2 separate regions of the Homo sapiens genome follow, and region 2 is linked to region 1. Evidence: read pairs that join two places in POLR2A ChIA-PET (ENCODE). Cell type or tissue: HepG2. All regions are shown on one strand.

Evidence for each region. ChIA-PET counts read pairs that join two places held together with the same protein. Peaks named below come from ENCODE experiments on the same cell type or tissue, not always from the same donor. Only the 100,000 strongest peaks of a DNase experiment are listed, where the experiment ranks them.
Region 2: POLR2A ChIA-PET joins it to region 1 with 5 read pairs; 5 of 35 experiments call an interaction of 5 or more read pairs at or near these places.

What each region holds. Positions count from the first base shown.
Region 1 is chr19:44,693,976-44,696,475 of GRCh38, reverse strand. No RefSeq gene overlaps it. Among named protein-coding and RNA genes, the nearest start is that of CEACAM16, 3.9 kb to the left of the region's middle. In HepG2, a CTCF peak has its summit at 2,060 (motif pointing right); DNase peaks (open chromatin) are centred at 825 and 1,485.
Region 2 is chr19:44,795,816-44,798,315 of GRCh38, reverse strand. All of the region lies in intron 9 of CBLC (Cbl proto-oncogene C), which reads right to left. Among named protein-coding and RNA genes, the nearest start is that of BCAM, 12 kb to the left of the region's middle. RefSeq lists a silencer at 1-17. In HepG2, no CTCF peak of the experiment used is centred here; a DNase peak (open chromatin) is centred at 1,455; H3K4me3 peaks cover 291 bases.

The DNA of each region.
Region 1 (2,500 bases):
TTGCGGCTCCACTCTTGCTCCTGTTGGGTAGTGCTGGACCAGGCAGGAGGTAGTGGCGGCTGAACCAGGGATGGGAGAAGTGGTCAGCTTGTAGATGTATTCTGCTGATATCATTCTTCTTCTTCTTCTTCTTCTTCTTCTTTTTTAAATGGAGTCTTGATCTGTCATCCAGGCTGGAGTGCAGTGGTGCGATCTTGGCTCACTGCAACCTCCACCTCCCAAGTTCAAGCGATTCTCTCACCTCAGCCTCCCGAGTAGCTGGGATTACAAGCATGCGCCACCATGCCTGGCTAATTTTAATATTTTTAGTACAGACAGGGTTTTGACATGTTGGCCAGGCTGGTCTCAAACTCCTAACCTCAAGTGATCCACCTGCCTTGGCCTCTCAAAGTGCTGGGATTACAGGTGTGAGCCACCGTGCCTGGCCCATTATTCTTTTTGACAGCTTCAGCTTTTCCTGTTATCCATCTCCCCGCTGCCCACCCCCAAGAAAACCCATTTTGCAGACAAGTAAACTGAGGCCCCGGGCCATTGCCTCATAAGATTGGAGCAGATGAGTCTTATCTTCTCTGCACAGCCATCTGGGGACACGGGTCTATGACCTTGTTTGGTCAGGGTCACCCCTTGCCCGCCCAGCCCTCTTGTCTCACCAGTCACTTAGTTTCCTTGGGAGCGGGAGGGAGGCTGGGAACTCCTTTATCTGCTCTTCAAGACCCTGCCCACCACTGACATCATCAATATATATTAGATGTAAACGTCAGACTTGGGCCTCCGTGGCAGAATCCTTGTCCTGTCCTCTCTGGGCAGGGGTGGGGAGGCCTTGAGACTGAGGGTTTGGCTGGAGCTAATGTCTTAGGCTGAAGCAGGTTTCCAAACCCCTTTCAACCTCCCCTTATCTTGGGCGAGGCAGAGGGGGCCGTCATATTTGCTCAGGGTGTGGCTTCCTGTGCCGGCCTGTCAAGGCCTGGAGTTGGCTCTGGCTGGGCCTGGAGAGGTTGTTCTTGGGGAGAAAGGACCAAATGTCCCCTTAATTCCTGACCCTAGAAAGAACACCCAGGTGGCCAGGCGTGGTGGCTCACGCCTATAATCCCAGCACTTTGGGAGGCCGAGGCGGGTGGATCACCTGAGGTCGGGAGTTCGAGACCAGCCTGACCGACATGGAGAAACCCCACCTCTACTAAAAAAAATACAAAATTAGCCCGGTGTGGTGGTGGGCACCTGTAATCCCAGACACTTAGGAGGCTGAGGCAGGAGAATCACTTAAGCCCGGAAGTCAGAGGTTGCTGTGAGCCGAGATCACACCACTGCACTCCAGCCTGGGTGACAGAGTGAGACTCTGTCTCAGAAAAAAAAAGCACCTAGGCTTCCATGCAGGAGAGGAGGCAGGTGGATCGGAGAAGCTCCAGACCTTTCCATAGGCTGTTCCCTGTGCTTGGATACCCGTCCCCACCCTCCTCACCTCATTCATCTGGGTTTTTCCAAGCCATTCAATCATTTAACAAATATTTGTCAAGCATGGACTATGTACCAGGCTGTTTGCACAGAGACATCCTTTCCTTTGTTGGGCTAAATCCTATTGGAGGGAGATGGGCAATAATAATAATAAAAAAAACCTGATATGGCATTTAATGTCAGGCAGAGATAAAAGCTATAAAAAGTAAAATAGGTCAGGTGCAGGGGCTCACGCCTGTAATCCCAGCACTTTGGGAGGCCAAGGTGGGTGGATCGCTTAGGCCAGGCGTTTGAGACCAGCCTGGGCACCACAGTGAGATCCTATCTCTACAAAAAAGTACAATAATTAGCCAGGCGTGGTGGTGGTGTGCACCAGTAATTCCAGCTACTTGGGAGGCTAAGGTGGGAGAATTGCTTGAGCCTAAGAGGTGGAGATTGCAGTGAACTGAGATTGCACCACTGCATTCCAGCCTGGGCAACAGTGTGAGATTGTGTCTCAAAATAAATAAAATTAAATAAAATAGGGCAAGTGGATAGAGAGGAGCAGGGGTTGCTGTTTTAGTTTGGGAGGTGGTGGTGGTGGCGCTTTTTCTGGCCTGAAGGAGGCGACAGAGGAGGGAGCCTGTGGGTGTGTGGGAGGAGAGTGTTTTTGGTAGAAGGTACAACAAGTGAATTCAAGGCCCTGGGGCAGGAGGGGCTTTGATGAGCATAAGGACAGCAGGGAGCCTGGTGTGACTGGAGCTGAGTGAGGGGCAGGGGAAAGTGGGAGAAGGTGGTCAGAGGGGGACTAGCCACCTAGAGCTTTTCTGGAAGGTGCTGGAGGGGAGGAAGTGAAGGGCAGAGTTAGGGGGATGGAGGCCAGCAGAGAGTGCCAGGGTTCTCTTGGGACCCTAAAGGGACCTGGTTAGGGGTTCCTTCCTCTCTCTGCACCTCATTTTTCCCTTCAGGAAAGTGGGAAGGGGTTGGACTTGGATTTAGAATTATGGTTAGGCCTGGGTTGGGCATGGTGCCTCACTCCTGTAACCCCAGCATTTTGGGAGGCTGAGGT
Region 2 (2,500 bases), 100 kb before region 1:
AGCAATCCCAGCACTTTGGGAGACTTGAGCCCAGGAGTTAGAGACCAACTTCGGCAACACGGTGAGACTCTGTCTCTAATTAAATTAAAACATTAAAACAAACAAACAAACAAACAAAAAAACCCAGCCTGTGGGGCTTGTGTCAGGCTGGTCCCCATTTTCCCCATGAAAACACTGAGGGTCAGAGAGGTCCTCAGTGGTCAGTGGGGTGATGAGATCCAGCTCAATGGCAGTGTCGTCCCCTAAAGGGAGGTTTCTCAGATGGAGAACAGCAGCGTGCAGACAGCAACCCCAGGGGCCACAGCACCATACACAGATCACAACCACGGTGACACTGACCACTGACACAGTCCCATCACATCCAGTGTCCACAGCAGCCCCAGCCTCACTGCTCAAAAAATTTAAAAATGATTCGGGTGTGGAGACAGGCACCTGTAGTCCCAGCTACTCTGGGGGCTAAGGAGGGAGGATCACTTGAGCCCAGAAGATTGAGGCTATAGTGAGCTGTGATTGTACCACTGCACTCCAGCCTGGCTGACAGAGACCCTATTTTTTTTTTTTGAGATGGAGTCTTGCTCTGTCGCCCAGGCTGGAGTGCAATGGCGCTATCTTGGCTCACTGCAACCTCTGCCTCCTGGGTTCAAGCGATTCTCCTGCCTCAGCCTCCTGAGTAGCTGGGATTACAGGTGCACGCCACCACACTCCGCTAGACAGAGACCCCATCTTAAAAAAAAAAAAAAAGCAATGCCAGGCACATAGCAAAAGTTATGACAGGCGGGGCCCACTCCTGTAGTCCCAGCACTTAAGAAGGCCGAGGCAGGCAGATGACCGGAGGTAAGGAGTTCAAGACCAGCCTGGCCAACATGATGAAACCCTGTCTCTACTAAAAATACAAAAATTAGCCAGGCATGGTGGTGAGCACCTGTGACCCCATCTACTCGGGAGGCTGAGGCAGGAGAATCGCTTGAACCTGGCAGGCGGAGGTTGCAATGGGCTGAGATCGTGCCACTGCACTCCAGCCTGGGTGACAAAGTGAGACTCCATCTCAAACAACAACAACAACAACAAAAGTTATGACAGTGCCTTGCTGAGAAGTAACAAACCCAAGGCTGTCTCTTCTGTGGTATGTTTTGAAGAATGAAAGACTAGGTGGGAGTGGACTGGAATTTTAATCAGGCAGGGTTTGGGGAGAGGAGGAAAGGGTGGGGGAGGCGGAGGGTATGGCCTAGGCAAAGGTGTCACCATCAGGCCCGAGGTCCCTGTCAGCCTGCTGTCCTGGCTGTGTCCCCCATCACTGTCCTCTGGGAGCCGGCTGAGTGCCTCCTAATGTTTCCATTTGCTTTTGGCGGCAGGTTGGATCTGTTTTTAGCTTCCCTGGCTGGTTTCACCGCCACCCTCCCCCCCACCGCCCCGCTTCCTGCTGGCTCTCTTGTTTGCTGTGGTCGAATAATGTTCCCGGACTTCCTGAGCTGTTTGTTTGAAGACAGCTCAGTATTGATCGAAGCCTGTGTGTACTCAGCCGGAGATACTAAGAGATCTGCTTCTCCCCAGCAATCCAGGGTCCCAAAAATCCTGGGGTGGCAGCGTAGGGAGAAAAGAAAGCCAGGACAGGGCTTATTAAAAAATAAGTAGGCCGGGCGCGGTGGCTCACCCCTGTAATCCCAGCACTTTGGGAGGCCGAGGCAGGCGGATCACCTGAGGTTGGGAGTTCGAGACCAGCCTGACCAACATGGAGAAACCCCATCTCTACTAAAAAATACAAAATTTGCCAGGCGTGGTGGCACCTGCCTGTAATCCCAGCTACTCAGGAGGCTGAGGCAGGAGAATTAGCTTGAACCCCAGAGGCGGAGGTTGCAGTGAGCTGAGATCATAATATTTCACTCCAGCCTGGGCAACAAGAGTGAAACTCCATCTCAAAAGAAAAACAAACAAACAAAGAAACAACAAAAAAATAAGTAGATGGTTTGGGGGCCTTAAAGACTCCAACGCTGACTTCTCCTCTTTCAGGCTGTGTGGTTTTGGGCAGGTACTGTCACCTCTCTGAACTTTTTTCCTCTGGAAAATGGGGAGAGGAACATTCATTTGTTTGTTTGTTTTTTGAGACAGGGTCTCACCCTCTGTCATCCAGGCTGGAGTGCAGTGGCGCGATCTTGGCTCACTGCAACCTCCACCTCCCGGGTTCAAGCGATTCTCCTGCCACAGTCTTCCAAGTAGCTGGGATTACAGGTGTGCGCCACCACGCCCAGCTAATTTTTGCATTTTTAGTAGAGACAGGGTTTCACCATGTTGGTTAGGCTGGTCTCGAACTCCTGAACTCAGTGATCCACCTGCCTCACCTTCCCAAAATGTTGGGATTACAGGCATAAGCCACCGCGCCCAGCCGGGAGAGGAACACTTTTGACTTCATAGGGCTGTTGGGAAGACTCACTTCAGTGTATTCATTTGGCATCTATTTATTGAGCACCTATGACGTGTATGTGTGCTAGGCACTGTTCTGCAC